2 separate regions of the Homo sapiens genome follow, and region 2 is linked to region 1. A link is an interaction called in ENCODE POLR2A ChIA-PET data of the cell type or tissue named here. Cell type or tissue: GM12878. All regions are shown on one strand. Each heading gives the region's core, and the rest is flanking DNA. Links, peaks and the distances in the headings are about the cores only. Region 1 overlaps NLK (nemo like kinase). Region 2 overlaps NLK (nemo like kinase).

The links. ChIA-PET counts read pairs that join two places held together with the same protein. Peaks named below come from ENCODE experiments on the same cell type or tissue, not always from the same donor. Only the 100,000 strongest peaks of a DNase experiment are listed, where the experiment ranks them.
Region 2: POLR2A ChIA-PET joins it to region 1 with 5 read pairs; 3 of 35 experiments call an interaction of 5 or more read pairs at or near these places.

The regions. Positions count from the first base shown.
Region 1 is chr17:28,160,358-28,168,701 of GRCh38, reverse strand. It overlaps NLK (nemo like kinase), which reads right to left. Exons shown (of 11, transcript NM_016231.5): 4 at 7,436-7,542; 5 at 5,074-5,159; 6 at 45-254. Among named protein-coding and RNA genes, the nearest start is that of NLK, 120 kb to the right of the region's middle. In GM12878, for the core only: no CTCF peak of the experiment used is centred there; no DNase peak of the experiment used is centred there.
Region 2 is chr17:28,068,664-28,077,007 of GRCh38, reverse strand. The region is part of intron 1 of NLK (nemo like kinase); the gene reads right to left. Among named protein-coding and RNA genes, the nearest start is that of NLK, 30 kb to the right of the region's middle. In GM12878, for the core only: no CTCF peak of the experiment used is centred there; a DNase peak (open chromatin) is centred at 4,939; H3K27ac peaks cover 368 bases.

The DNA of each region.
Region 1 (8,344 bases), core at 84-8,083:
ATCTGCAATAGAATTGCAACTAAAGCCTTAAATTGAAATCATACCTGCTGAATGGGACTCTGTGCCTGAAACAATATTCTTCGTCCTAGTAGTTCTGCAAAGATACATCCCACAGACCAGATGTCAATAGCATTGCTGTAATGACGGCTGCCCATCAGGATTTCTGGAGCCCGATAATACTGAGTAACAACTTCCTGAGTCATATGACGGGATTCATCTAATTCTTCCACTCTGGCCAATCCAAAATCACAAATCTAGACAGAAAAGGCAATCAAAACATTATCAAGCAAATACAAATGAAAGAGTAAAACAAAACATCAAAATTTTGATAGGGCACTGAACTTTGAAACTTTTTTTTTTTTTTTTGAGATGGAGTCTCACTCTGTCACCCAGGCTGGAGTGCAGTGGCACAATCTCAGCTCACTGCAACCTCTGCTTCCTGGGTTCAAGGGATTCTTCTGCCTCAGCCTCCCGAATAGCTGGGACTACAGGTGCCTACCACCACGCCTGGCTAATTTTTTTTTTTTTTTGTATTATTTAGTAGAGAAGGGGTTTCACCATATTGGCCAGGCTGGTCTCAAACTCCTGACCTCAGGTGATCCATCTGCCTTGGCCTCCCAAAGTGCTGGGATTACAGGTGTGAGCCACTGCGCCCGGCCACTCTGGAACATTTTTAATGATATAGGTATAGTATATTTATGTCAATATACAATCTGGTTTTATTTGGTTAAGAGAGGAAAAAAGTCTCAAACTTACATCATTTTCTTAAAAATATTCTTCTCATCTTTATCAATAAAAACATGTCTGTTTTCAGTTGATAATCGAAGCAAAAAAAACTAGGTGAACGTAAACGACTTTATTTATTTTTTTAGACAGGGTCTCACTCTGTCTCCCTGGCTGGAGTGCAGTGGCGTGATCGATCTGAGGCTCCTCCCACCTCAGTCTCCTGAGTAGCTGGGACTACAGGCATGTGCTACCACACCTGGCTAATTTTTGTGGGTTTTTTTTTTTTTTTGTAGGGATGAGGTTTTGCCATGTTGCCCAGGCTGGTCTTGAACTCCTGGGTTCAAGCAATCTGCTTGCCTTGGCCTCCCAAAGTGCTGGGATAACAGGCGTGAGCTACTGCACCTGGCCAAATGCATACTTGTAGGTTTGATTTAGAGACCAACTGTTGGCCAGGCACAGTGGCTCATGCCCGTAATCCCAGGGATTGAGAGGACTGCTTGAGAGATCAGGAGTTTAAGACCAGGCTGGACAACATAACAAGATCTCAACTCTACAAACAATTAAAAAAAAAAAAAGCTGGGCGTGGTGGTGTGCACCTGTAGTCCCGGCTACTCTGGAGGCTGAGGTGGGAGGACTGCTTGAGCCCAGGAGTTTGAGGCTACAGTGAGCTATTACTGTGCCACTGCACTCCAGCCTGGGAGACAGAGTGAGATTGAGACCCTATCTTTAAAAAAAATTTAAAAACCCCCACAAAACCAATTACTTTCAAGACTAGTTTAGAGAGGAAGATATCATAAGATAAAGGGGTGTATCTTGAAGGTCTCCTTAGCTGAGACTGTGTCTGTCGTCTTTATGAAATATATGTGAATTTCTTTAAAGCAATGGGTTTCAAACTGACTCCAGTTGAATCTACTTCTGACTTTAGGCATTCCATGAATATTATATCCAAACTTCACATGTACCTATCTATTTAAAATACAAATTCATACTCAAATGTATAAATATGTTAAAATGCAGTATATGGTAGAATACTAATGCTATGGGGTTCATTCATTTCTTCATGCCATAAATATTTAAGTTAGTACTTGTTATATTACAGACTGTATGTTAGAATCTGGAGATACAGCAATAAATAATAAAGACAGGTTAACTTCTATACAAACTTAGAAATAAATCTTTTCTTGCTATTTCTGCTCAACTGAAAAGTATGCTGAGGGTTACAAGGTGAGCTATTAATAAACAGCAGCCGTGCCACCACCAGCAACTACTACTTATCTTTAGGAATTAAAATTTTCTTGATATTGGGCAATCAAAACACAACTAGGAGCACTGAGGATGAGATCAGATAGTAATGGCCATCTAAGCTCCAGTGTTCTCACTGATTAACTTTACAAGTCACAATATTGCAAGTGATAAAATATGATTTTAAATCTGTTTTCTAAATTGAAGTCCCCAAATAAGATTTTATTTGAAAAAGAGTTCCGGCAGCTTAAAAAGAAAATCTGAAAACCCCGTTCTAAAGAAAACAAAATTTATCCCCCAATTTTTGGCAATCCCCTCTTTCTGATTTGAATCTACTATGTCTGGTTACATCAAATGAATTCAGATGTGTATGTGGGAATGAATCAGTATGAAGCCACCATCTTTACAACTTAAGAAAGCAGGAAAATTTTCCATACTATACAGATAAACCATATAACATAACAACAAAAGCCCGAGTTCATCAAATATGTTCAAATAACATATATATATATATATTTTTTGAGACAGTCTCACTCTGTCACCCAGACTGAAGTGCACTGACATGATGTCGGCTCACTGCAACGTCTGCCTCTCAGGTTCAAGTGATTCTCGTGTCTCTGCCTCCTGAGCAGCTGGGACTAGTGGCATGCGCCACCACGCCTGGCTAATTTTTGTATTTTTAGTAGAGACAGGGTTTTGCCATGTTGGCCAGGCTGGTCTCAAGTTCCTGGCCTCAAGTGATCTGCCCACCTCAGCCTCCCAGTGCTGGGATTACAGGCGTGAGCCACTGCGCCCGGCCAAAATAACATATAATATTTTAAAAACTCTATTACTTGGCCATGACTCTTGAGGATATTTTTAAAAACCAAACCAACAAAAGGAAAGAACATAATTTTTTTCTCATATTTATATGAGAAAAACCAACCAACCACCCATCCAACAAAAAAAGGCCTTCTGTTATAAAGCAAATCCCTTATTAAAAACATCAGTATGATTTCGTCATTTTTAGCAACTTATTTGGAAGACAACCTGAGTCCAAAATAGGAAGCTTACATGATCAGATAACTAAAAAAATTCCAGCAAAATTATCCATCTTGTGCTTAATAGGAAACAAAATACATTCACGATATGGAAGGATACTGATTTTTAAAAAATGTTTTGTTATAATGATCTTCAATGAATTTGTATGTTTGAGAAGAAAGAACTAGTGTCTATAGCCTAGACTCTATTCTGGCTTTTTAAAAGTAGGCCCATAAGATGAGTCAAAGGAGTGGAGCAAAATTTGTTTGTTCTGATTTGTGTGTTGTGTATTCACAAATGGCATTTTCCTTTAGTTGCCCATTCATACAGTCCAAGGTTATAAAACCATAACGGACAATTTGGAAAATGAACTTCAAGCAGTTAATGGCATCAAACATGACAGGTCCTGCACAAAATCCTGTGTGAAGTCTTCCAATCAAAAACCAAAATAAGAAGAAATTGGCTTAAACTGTCGTAAGATTGATTAGGTATGAATAGGACAAAAAAATTTCTAACTATAAGGTTTAAATTTTTTTTTTAATTAAAAAACGATTATGGGGATAGGTTGCAAGTTCTCTTTAAAAAGTGAAAAGGTGGCAGGAAAAACTCAATAACCTATAGAAGGAATACTTTAGTAGATTTTGGTGGCAATTAACTTCTCTGTGGAAACAAAAGACTGAATTACAACATCAGCTATTTTTAGGGAAAATATGAAAAATAGGTTTTCATCTTTCTTGAGTTAAAATAAGGGTGAGGGTTCTTCAAGGCTATAATGAAGGGAGAATTTTCATTCATAAGCAGTATAATCCACCAGCTTTTCAAGAGAACTGACCTACAGTTCAGAGAAATCATTTAAAATAAAAAATGAATTTTATTTATACACTTGGTTTTATTACTTAGTTTAACCGCCAGCAACCTAAGTAATAATGATAGTCTTGATTACTTTTAAAGTGGGTAACATTTTAAAAATTTATTTTTCTTTTCAAATATAGCAGTTAAAGGCCCTTATTTCCAATTTCTATTATGAGGAAAAATATAGTGGACCTCTCTCTATTCAAGAGTTCTGCCAATACACATCTGTATTAGAGGTAGGGAAATACAAATATGTGGACTTTGCTATTTGCAAGCCCCTTTTTAAATGAAAGACAATGGCTGTACTAGGGAAGAGAAGTAAAACTGAAACTGATGACTTGAAATTTTGGAACTACTAAATATAATTCTGTAATCAATTCCTCTTCAGAGGAATAATTAAGAATTGGCTACTATACATTATGGAAATACATTGGATAGATGCATATTACCCTTTTCTGGTTTGGCATTTTCACTTTTTTTTTTTTTTTTTTTGAGACAGGGTCTCACTCTGTCACCTAGGTGGAAGTGCAGTGGTGTGATCACAGCTCACTGCAGCCTTCACGCTCTGGGCTCAGGTGATCCTCCCATCTCAGCCTTCTGAGTAGCTGGAACTACAGGCATGTGCAACCACACCTAGCTAATTTTTGAATTTTTTATTGAGATGGGGTTTTGCTGCATTGCCCAGGCTGGTCTTGAACTCCTGGGCTCAAGCAATCTGCCCGCCTCAGCCTCCCAAAATGCTGGAATTACAGGCATGAGCCACCGTGTCTGGCCAGCACTATCCCTTTTAAATATGTTTCTACTTCTTACTTTGCTACCTTGGTCAAACAGCATATAGATATGTTAGCTGTGTAAAAATGTAAATGGTCTTCCTAAAAGTCACACTTCATTCTCTTATATAAACAGATGCTTGCTGTTCTAATATTTCTTCTGATATGCACTTCTTTTAATAATGGAACAAGCTGTAAAGGAGTCACCTTGTCTATTCTTCTTTCTAGTTACACTACAATTCCAATTTCAGTGTTTCTAAAACATAGGCCAAATATCATGAAAAGAACATGAGGCAGGACTACAAATTATTACCATGGCTATGAGTAGTGATATGGAGAAAACTGGGTTAACTTTTGGTAAAGTAATGGAAATGAACTTCTTTCTTTCACAAAAATATGTTGTTCTTAAACCTGCCCTGACATTCTGATTTTTCCCAGGTATTTAAATAAACTGAAAAGCTACCTTTAGAACACAGTTGCTGTTCACAAGGAGATTCCCTGGCTTAATGTCTCGATGTAAAATGCCAGCTGAATGGAGATATTTCAAACCTGAAATAACAAACAGATTTAATTGCAGATATTTAATTCCTTTTACTCAACCAATAATTTAAAAAAAACCTTGGAAGAAAACAGTAGAGGATTTAAAATTGTTCCCTAAATAACTGCATAATGAACATTATTAAAAGCTAGTCCCACCTCAAAATACCGTAATTTTGCTACAGTAAAATAAAATGTCACCAAAGGTTTGCAAAGTCTAGAGATAATGTCTATAATTTAAACAATTATGTAGGTTTAAATACAGATAAGCTTCTTAGGCACTCGAGTTAAGACCATACTAATAACCTTAGATTGCTAGTCAGTGTGGCTATTGGACTGCTGCTATTGATACTCTTAACCTGCAACTCGGAGCCTGCTCCAACAAAACAGTTTCCATTACTACAGGGAGCCTTTCCCAGGACAGATGTTTCACTGATAGAACAAAATTCAGGAACTTGCCCACACTGTCAGTAGTATTCTTTACCGCTCAGAATCAAGAGGGTAATGAACCACTTTAAAAATATTTGTGAAATCTTAGAAGACCAGTGTCTTCATTCAGTACTGCTAAAGGTCCCAGCCTCAAGGTTGAGTCCTTTTTGTGTGCGTTTTTCTTTTTTTCTTTTCTTTTTTTTTTTTGAGACAGGGTCTCGCTCTGTAACCTAGGCAGGAGTGTGGTGGTATGATCACAGCTCACTGAAGCCTCGACCTTCCTGGCTCAAGCCATGCTCCCATCTCAGCCTCCTGAGAAGTGGGAACTACGGGCATGTACCACCATATCCGGCTAATGGGCTGAGTCTTTTTTGGATAAAATGTAGCAAATCACATTTTTCACAAGTACAAAAAGAGCCAATATCTTCCCCATTTTCCCCTACCATAGAATATGAACAAATCTTAGAGGTGAACGTTTTTGTTTTTTTTGAGACGGAGTCTCACTCTGTTGCCCAGGATGGAGTGCAGTGACGCGATCTTGGCTCCCTGCAGCCTCCACCTCCTGGGTTCACTCGATTCTCCTGCCTCAGCCTCCCAAGTAGCTGAGACTACAGGCGAGTGCCACCATGCCCAGCTAAGTTTTGTATTTTTTTAAAGTAGAGATGGAGTTTTGCCATGTTGGCCAGGCTGGTCTTGAATTCCTGACCTCAGATGATCTGCCCGCCTCAGCATCCCAAAGCGCTGGGATTACAGGCATGAATCACCATGCCTGGCCTGGAGGTGAGTTTTTTAGTTTTAATATTGCTTATGTGGCTGGGCGCAGTGGCTCACGCCTGTAATCCCAGCACTTTGGGAGGCCGAGGCAGGAGGATCACAAGGTCGGGAGATCAAGATCATCCTGGCTAATACGGTGAAACCCTGCCTCTACTAAAAATACAAAAAATTAGCTGGGCGTGGTGGCGGGCACCTGTAGTCCCAGCTACTTGGGAGGCTGAGGCAGGAGAATGGCGTGAACCTGGGAGGCGAATCTTGCAGTGAGCTGAGATCGCACCACTGCACTCTAGCCTAGGCGACAGAGCAAGACTCTGTCTGAAAAAAAAATTGCTTATGTGTTTTCATCCTTTTGGCATTTATTTTTCAATCTCTATAAAGAATCTCTTAATTCTATGAATTCTGGGGCAGGGGGAAAGTATTTTGCTTACTAGGTAAGAAAGCTGTTTCAGGTTTAAGCAATTCTCTACTTGTAATGGCAAAATTCTCATGGACATACTTGATGGCCAGAAGAAGTGTCAATAATGTTGGCCCAAATCCTTTCTCAGTCAAGTCTGTGCTCTTTAATGAGCTGTCTAGAATTTAGCTGGCTCTGTTTATTGGTCTTCCCAATCTACTTTGGTTTTAAGGGTCATTTTGTTTCTCTGGAGTTGGCTTCAGGTATGCCAGCCAATACTCAGACAGGCCCACCTACTGTTGGCTTGCAGGATGGACGTCATCCATAGGGGATATAGTCACTTTTCACTTTAGTCGTCTGATGCCACATATTCCTATTCCGTTGAAAACTAAAGGCTGTTTTGTGAACTTGTGACAAACCATCCTGCTTATTCACCTAGATTAGCCCACTCAACTGCCTAATGAATTTGACAGGGCTTTCTCTTTCATCACTGAAAACAAGAACTATTTGGCAACCCTAAAAAGCTTCCTCTTTAACATTAAATATAGAAATTATAAAATATGCTTTGGTCAAAAGAAAAAAGTCTTTAGAGAAGAAGAAAACCTTGGAAGATCGGATTAAAGTCTAAATGAGAAGCAAAACATTTCATTTACAGTGTGACAGCACCTTTTTCTTCATAAAGAAATCTTACCTCGCAAAATCTGATAAAGAAAAACTTTGACATGATCTGAGCTGAGTGGTTGAGGAGAGACGATAATTTTATGTAGGTCACTCTGCATCAATTCTGTGACAACATATCTTGAAGTTTTAAGTTAAGGAGAGTTCGGCGAATTCAGTCCCCTACCCCCTCAAAGTGGTGACCAGATCTAAAAAATAACTTCCATTCTCAAGGCTGGAAAAGTGGGGAAAGAAAGCTTCTAGACAGCGTGACAGAGGTGAGAATTCCAGCCCTCACAAAACACTACTAAAATCAAAAGAACTTACATGTTTAAAAGTCAGCAGAAGTAAACGACCAAATGATTTCCTTATAATCAGCATTATCAAAGAGAAAACCAAAGGTAAACATTTTAAATAACAGCCAGGCCAGGAAAAGTATGACGACCAAACAGTCTTAAGCTCTACTTAGACATATTACAGGAATGTCCTTTGAATCCAAACAAATGGGGATTGGTGATCTCATCTTAGGCCACCATGACACCAATGGAAAAGATCACAACCTATCCAAGGGCTGTGGCTTGTTACATTATAAAATATGGTATTCCTAAACACATGTAAAATAATTAGTTAAGTCTCTCCACAATCTTAGTAATTTAGTTCCTTTATTATTTAACTTTGTATATATTTATGAAACACCCCTCCCCACCATCACCACTAGATTTCGAGCGAGCTTCCTATACGTTGTACTCTGTTGTATGTTTAGGGTTTTGCTGAATGGACACATGGCCGATGATTAAAGGCTGGAGCCTGGGGAGCCATGGAGATATGCAATTCAAGACTCTTGTGAAGCACGTGTTAGATACATTAGGGAAGCAAAAGTATGGTAAATCTTATAATTTAAGTATTAAGTTTTCTTAAGGCAATTTCTAATTTAATGTTTTAG
Region 2 (8,344 bases), core at 16-8,015, 92 kb after region 1:
AAACATCAATTTAAAAAAACCATGGCATGACACACAGCATTAAATTAGCAAATTTTACTTATATCAGACTGAATATAATTGTCAATCTTACAAGCTGCAATGTTACTTCAGAGGCAGAAGAAATAGGAAGAGAGGCAAAATATGGTAATACAAAAGTCCAATTACTACATTGCACTTAATTTGGTTAGATTAGGACAGATGTTTAAAAAACTGCATGAACCAATGATACTAACCCTCTCTACTCCACTTCTTTGTTTTTCACTGTTTTATAAACCATAGGTCCTCTTTTATTCACATACCAATTTAATACACAGATGCACAAAAATGGGGATACTCTTTTACCTTCTCCAGTCTCAGGAAAAATATCAAAATTTCTAACAGAAAAGTTAAAAGTACCTTTTCTGTTGGAAAACAGTACAGCTCTGTCACATTATTTCAGCTAATCAACAGGAACTGCTTTGGACTGAATGTGTGAGTCCCCTGAAAATTTGTATGTTGAAATCCTAATCACCAATATGATGGTATTAGGAAGTGGGACCTTGGGAGAGGTGATTATATCATGAAGGTGAAGCCCTCATGAATGGGATTAGTGCCGTTTATAAAAGAGGCCCCAAAGACCTGCCTTCTGCTTTCCATCAGATGAGAACACATTGAGAATGTATCATCTATGAACCAGGAAATGGGCCCTCACCAGCCACCAAATCTGCAGAAGCTTTGATCTTGGACTTCCTAGTCTCCAGAATTGTGAGAAATAAACTTTTGTTGTTTATAAGCTACCTAGTCTTTGGTATTTTGACAGTAACTCCATCTTTTAAAGTTATCCAAATTTTTAATTATCCTTTTCTTTAAAAATCTAGTGTCTCTAAATTAGAAGTAACTTGAAAGAGCTCACAATCCTTTTTAGCTCCAACACACTAAAGCCATCACAAATGTTGGCAAAGCAAAATTCGCCTTTCCTCAAAACAACTCACCTCATTTAAGACATATACAAAAAAAGGACAACAAAACTGGGCTTTTCACTTCACCATTTCAATGTGCTTTTTTCACTGTATGGGTAAATGTTTTTTAAAGATAGATTTTATCTGTTGACGTTTTTAGCTTTTATCTATATCCCACCCCATTCCAAAACAGACGGGAGGTAGCTAAGACAGAAGCATACAGTGTAAGATTAAAGGGTGCGGGAAGAGGAGGAATAAGGGTTTGAGGAAGGGGGAAAAAATGGGTAGGAAGCTTATGAAGTGGGGGTGAAGGGACCGAGAAAGTGGTCTGTACCCAAAACATAAGCTAAGAAACTCTACATCCCTTAACTGAGGAGGGTGCACATTTGACTCTGGGCTTTATAGTAGCCAAAGCAAAAGAAGAAAACTTAAGAACAGTTTTTAAGTTGAGGCACTTTTTACTCAAATGCCCAATTTTGTAAAATAAGTAAGTCTGAGAGCTCAATTGCTGTGTCAAAATTCCAAAGAGACTCAAGAATACAAAACAGAGATGAACCTGAGGCACAAACTGTACAGAGATGTTGTCTAAGCAATGCTAAGAAGTTGCCATACAAGTTGTTCTTGCCTAACAAATAATTTGCACATGCTTCAGGGAAATAGCCCCTCAAATCACAGGGGTAGAGAAAGGTTACTTTGATTTCCACCTAATGATTACTTGCCTTTGATTCAGAATTTGTGGCAACTGCAAACACAGCCTATCCAGTGGCAGACCTTTTACAAAAAGAAGTTGCTAGTTTCACACGAATCACCTTAGAGAGAGGTTTCTTTTGGAATAACATCAATCAGTTGTCCAAATCACCTGAATGCTGAGTCTGTTTCTGAATGTTTTTAAAAACTGATTTGTCTGCCAGATCACATAATGTAAACTAGCAGGCTAACACAGCCAATACTCCTTGTGAGCAATGTAAAATTATACCATATTTCATTAACTGTAAAATGCCACTAATGGTAAATGTGCCATTATTTTATGTACTAACAAAAATAAAAAGCAAACAATTGTAAGAAACATCCTAATTTTGGAGATGTTAAAATGAAAAGTGCATATTATAAAAACATTTACAAGTGAAATACGCCAGCTTGTTTCATCATGAGCCAGCTTGGTGTCCACCTCCCAACCTCGGGTGTTGGCACCTCCTCTTGCCTTCTTCTCTGACCTGTGCCTTCCCTCTATTGTTAAGTCATCCCAACCGCTACACTAGTTGCTTTCCTCACCTGTTTTTGCTCTCTACGAAGAATTCTTCTCACCTCCCTTTTTCATCCTACTGCTCTTTTCCCATCTATATATCTTCAAATATGTGAAAAGATGCTAGGCAAAAGAAACACATATTTATAAAATCAGCTTTGCCAATGGACACCTAAAGGCCCTTAGATCTCTTTTCGTAAAAAAATAATAAAAAACTGCAGGACAAATATATAATGGCCACGAAATAATTATGTAATTCACCATAGAAAAAACATTTAAATTCAGGCAACAGGAGAAAAACAACCTCCTCAACCCCCTACCCCAACACACACAAAGTAATCAAGGTCATTTAGGAAACCTCTCCATTTGTAACTGTTATGCTCTAAAATCTATCACTGTATCCATTTAAAAAAATTTTTTAAAAATAGTAACCCAAAGGCAAAAATTCCCCTTGATGTTACAGATACAAAGTGCGTAATTTTTTTCTCCAACTTTTAAGTTCAGGGGTACATGTGCAGGATGTGCAGGTTTGTTACATAGGCAAATGTGTGTCATGGTTTGTGGCACAGATCATCCCGCAAGTGTATAATTTTAAAATGAGCTCAGATTTAGAATTGGGATGTGAATGTTCATTTGCTCCAAAATTACATCACCCCAGCCCATCTGGAGATTGTAAGATAACACTTCTATCATATTTTAATCCATCCTTAAATAGGACTAGCCCAAGGAATTTACCAAATACCAAATAAAATTATTTTATCTTCAACGTGTTGAATAAGCTTTAATTGCTTTAAAAGTTATTTTCTAAAACTAGCAAATTAAGTTATAACAGTCCTAGCTAGAAGCTTAAAATTTCAAGAGTTGGTTATAAAGACTTTGAAAACTCAATTCAACAAACTTTAGTGAATGCATATTACATGCTAGGAACATAGAAATAAATAGAATTCAGTCTCTATCTTTGTGTCTACAGGGATACCTCTCCTTTAAGAAAGATATATATATAAAGAAGTATAGAAACAAACGTAAAAGAGTAATTCATTCTACCGGGGGTATATATAGGGGTAGGAGTTGAGCCAGATGGGGAGAATACCTAAAGAGAAGAACATCTGAAGTGAGTGAAGAGGAGGATGAATTTATCACAGTTGAAATAGGAAAAGACATTCTAAACTGGGAGACAGGACCGATTATGGACTTTATTTTTCCCCTTGCCACATTTCAAAAAGAGCTAGAGGTAATTCCTAAAGATATGAGTATAGAATAAAAGTAAATTAGATGGAAAAGCATCTAAAGATGCTGGATAAAATACATGGTTAACCTTGAGAGGGAAGCAAAGAAATTCCTGGAGAGCAGAAACAAGAAAGAAATATACATTCACAAAGGTGAGTAACATTATAGACAGTTTTCCCTGGAGTTACTGGCCAATCCTCGGTGGACAAAAGCCTAGGTTTTAATGGGCTACTTGCTGAGATGACAGGAGGCCACCTGGGGCCCTTCCCAGGAGACTGGATTAACTATACCTTTACAAATATGCTAGAAGCCTCCCAAAAGTCTGCATCCTTAGTAAGTGAAATAGGTAAAAGCTCATTCTGCAGAGGGCGATAATGAGAATAAGGGTCTTTATTGGCTTTGGTTCTTGGTAGAAGAGTAAAACAGAAATATGTCTCCACTGTGAATTCTTAGTAAGTCTGCACCCTTTGTGACTAAAATTCAAACTAGTGGTGTGGCCTGAAAAACTCAAGTCAAAAATTTACTTAAAAGTAGGTGGTACTACTAGATACTCACATCATCTCTGGAAAAAAAAAAATCTAATACCCTGCTTCAAAAAAATCACAAAAAATAAAGTTCTAATGTCATGGGCTCACAATTTTACAAAATCACCAAAGAAACAAGCACCTACAAGTAAGAGCCAATGTATTAGACCAACAAAGACAGCAGATAAGAGTATTATCAGATGCAAACATAAAATATTTTTAATGTATTTGAAAAAATATAAAAGGGGGAACAAGTATGACAGAATAGGAGACTATTAAAACGGACCAGGCAGATTCGAAAATAAACAATATTTATTACCCATGGAATTTAAACATGCATACTAAAATTTCAAGGGCAACTGAAAGAACAAAATAAGGTATGAAACTTACAAATAAGGGGTGGAAAATCTCAAGCAATTCAAAAGAAGGCAAATAAAGAGAAAAATATGAAAAGCAGAACATAAGAAATATATAAATAAGGTGGTAGGGACAAATTTAAAAAGATCAGCGCACTCATCTCGGCAGTCTGAGACCAGCCTGGGCAACACAGTGAGACCCTGTCTCTACAAAAAGTTTTTAAAAATTAGTTGGGCGTGGTGGCATGTGACTGTGGTCCCAGCCCCTTGGGAGGCTGAAGTTGGAGGATTGCTTGAGCACAGCAGGTGGAGGCTGCAGTGAGCCGTAACCGCACATCTGCACTCCAGCCTGGGTGACCAAGCAAAACCCTGTCTCAAAAAAAAAAAAAAAAGAAAAAGAAGAAGAAAGAAGATCAGTAAGCACAATTGATGGAAATGAATTAAGTGTTTCCCTTAAAAGATTGTCAGACTAGATTAAAAAGCTGAATTTAAATGTATGCTGTATATCAGAGACATATAAAATATAAGAACAGAAATGCTGAAAATAAAAAAATAAAAAAGAAGTTAAAACATCTACCAAAACACAGAACAAAGAAAACTGGTTAACCACTTCCAGTTAGAACACAGAAATATGACACTTTGCATAACAAGGAGAAAAGGTTAGATAAGCAATGAAATCATACTTTTTGTTGGGTGGTTGGTTGGTTAGTTGGGTGGTTGTATACAAGAAAGCTGAGAACTCAAAGAACGTAAATGAACTAAACTCCAGAGAAAGAGAAGCCCTTGCTAAGAGAGAAAACACTCCAAGCCCTTTTCATCCCTGGGTCACAGTGGAAAGAAGAGTAAACTGCATGCTGAAAGCAGGGCAAGAGAAACCAAAATAATCTTTTAGCAACCTTTCATTGGCTGAAGATATTTGACTTAATTAATTAAAACCTGAGGCTCTCCAGACCTGTTCTGCCAATTCTTTCTGATGAAGCCTTCACGTAGGATACAGCAGGATTGCTGAGAGGGATCGCCCTCAAGTAACATGGTGCCTTAAGTGAATGTAAGGTTGAAGGCAGGACAGGAGTGCCTACAACTAGTCAATGACATTGGACAGTGAAACTGAAAATAAAAATACCATTTCCAATGGCATCGAAAAATATTAAATACTTAGTGATAAACTAAACATGTGCAAGGCCTCTAAAATGCAAGCTCCCAAACACTGCCAAGAGAAATTAAAGACTATAATAAATGGAGATCAGAGTGGTTGACAAAGGCTGTTAAAAAAAAAAAAAAAAAAGTGGAGAGCTATACCATGTTCATGGAATGGAACACTCAACTTTCTTAAAAATTCTCTTCTATTTGATCTACAGAGTTGACATCTTCCAATAAATATCCCAACAGATTTTTAAAGAAACTGACAAGCTAATTCTGTAATGATATGAAAACACAAAGCTTCTAGAGTAGCCAAAATAATCTTGAATTAAAACAAGTAAGTTGGAAGACTTACGCTATCTGACTTCAAGAGTTACTTTAAAATAGTGTTTCTCAACTGAGGGTGACTTTGTTCCCTAGGGGACATTTGGTACTGTCTGTAGACATTTTTTGATTATCACACCTACTGAGTGGCTACTAGCATTTAGTGGTGGAGGCAAGGGATGATGCTGAACATCCTATAATACATAGGAGACCCTCCCACAGCAAAGAACTATCAGGCCCAAAATGTCAATAGTGCTGAGATGGAAAAATCCTGCTCTAAAGCTACAGTATATAAAGACAGTGTGGCATTAACATAAGACTAGACCAAAAGACTAATGAAACAGAAAAGCTTAGAATTTCACTATATTTATATAGTCAATTGATTTTCCACAGTGGAGCAAGGCTATTCAATAAGGGTGAAAAAATCTTCTTAAAGAAGGATGTTGTGAGAATAGGTAAAATTAGTATTTTAGAATAGTGTTTTACTTTAAAATTAGTATTTTACTTTAAAATTAATATTTTACTTTAAAATTAGTATTTTAAAAAACAAAACAACAAAAATGCCTCAAACCCTTATCTTAGTCCATATACAAAAATTAATTTCAGGCTGGGCACGGTGGCTCATGCCTGTAATCCCAGCACTTTGGGAGGCCGAGGTGGGAGGATCACAAGGTCAAGAGATCAAGACCATCCTGGCCAACATGGTGAAACCCGTCTCTACTAAAAATATAAAAATTAGCTGGGCATGGTGGTGTGTGCCTGTAGTCCCAGCTCCTCAGGAGGCTGAGGTAGGAGAATCCTTGAACCTGGAAGGTGGAGGCTGCAGTGAGCCGAGATCGCACCACTGCACTCCAGCCTGGCAACAGGGCGAGATTCCGTCTCAAAAAAAAAAAAAAAAAAATTAATTTCAGATGGAAAACTTACCTAAACATAAAAATTAAAACCTTAAAACTTCCAGAAAAAATAAAAGAGAATAGTTTCATGACCTTGGCACTAGACAAAGATTTCTTCTTTTTTTTTGAGACACAGTCTTGCTCTGTTGCCCAGGCTGGAGCGCGGTGGTGCGATCTTGGCTCACTGCAACCTCCGCCTCCTGGATTCAAATGATTCTCATGCCTCAGCCTCCTGAGTAGCTGGGATTACAGGCATAGGCCACTATGCCTCACTAATTTTTCTAATTTTAGTAGAGACAGGGTTTCACCATGTTGGCCAGGCTGATCTCGAACTCCTGACCTCAGGTGATCTGCCTGCCTCGGCCTCCCAGAATGCTAGGATTACAGGCACGAAACACCATGCCCAGCTAGACAAAGATTTCTTATACTGAACCAAAAAATGTACTAATAATAAAAGAAAAAGTTGATAAACTTAACTTCTCAAAATAGAATTTTCTGTTCATCAAAAGACATCATTTACAAAATGAAAAGGTAAGTTACAGAGTAGGAGAAAATACAATAGATTGATCTGTCAAAAGGCTGGTATTCAGAAAAAGAAATAAGACTCCTACAGTATAATAATAATAATGACAAACCAATCATTTAAATGGGTGGAAAACTTCAACAGAATTTTCAGGAAAAAAAAAGACATGCCAACAGCCAATAAATACATGAAAATGTGGCAAACATCATTAGCCATCATGGTAATGCAAATTAAAACTAAAATGAGATACTACTTCACACCCACTAAAATGGCTACATTCAAAGACCATCAAATTTTGCAAGGATTTGCAAGTGGGTTAGAACTCTCATCTTTGCTGGTAGTAGTACAAACTGGTAAAGCCACTTTGGAAAACTGCTTTGGCAATCTTAATAAAGTTAAATATATATGTACTCTACAACCCAGCAATTCCATCCCTAGATATTTATCCTTAGAGAAATAAAAACTTATATCCATAAAAAGACTTATGTAAGAATAGTCTAAAACTGGAAGGAACAGAAGGATGGATAAACAAACTGTGCTATATTCATACACTGACATATGATTCAGTAATAAAGAGAAAAAAACACTGATATGTGCAAGCAACATAGATGAATTGCAAAAACATTATGTAGAGTGAAAGAAGCCTCGCACATAAGAGTACATACATATTGTAAGATTCTATCTATATAAAATCTAAGAACAAGCAAAACTAATCAAAGATGACAGAAACCAAAAAAGTGGCTGCCTAGGGCAGGGGGAGGGGGATGCATGGTAGAATTTACTTGAGTGAACTTTCTGGGGTGATAAAATGTTCTGTATCTTGATTGGGTGGTACTTACTATAGTAGAAACACATCAAAAAAGGCTAGGTGTGTGGCTTACACCTGTAATTCCAGCACATTGGGAGGCTGAGGCGTGAGGATCGCTTGAGCCCAGGAGTTCAAGACCAGCTTGGGCAACATAGTGAGATCCCATCTCTATAAAAATTTTAAAAATTAGCCTGGTGTGGTGGCACATGCCTATAGTCCCAGCTACTCTGAAGGCTGCAGCAGGGGATCACTTGAACTCACAAGTTTGAGGTTACAGTGAGCTATGATCATGCCATTGCATTCTAGCTTGGGCAACAGAAAGAGATCTTGTCTCTAAAAAATAGAAAAAATTTTAAAAATTAAAATAC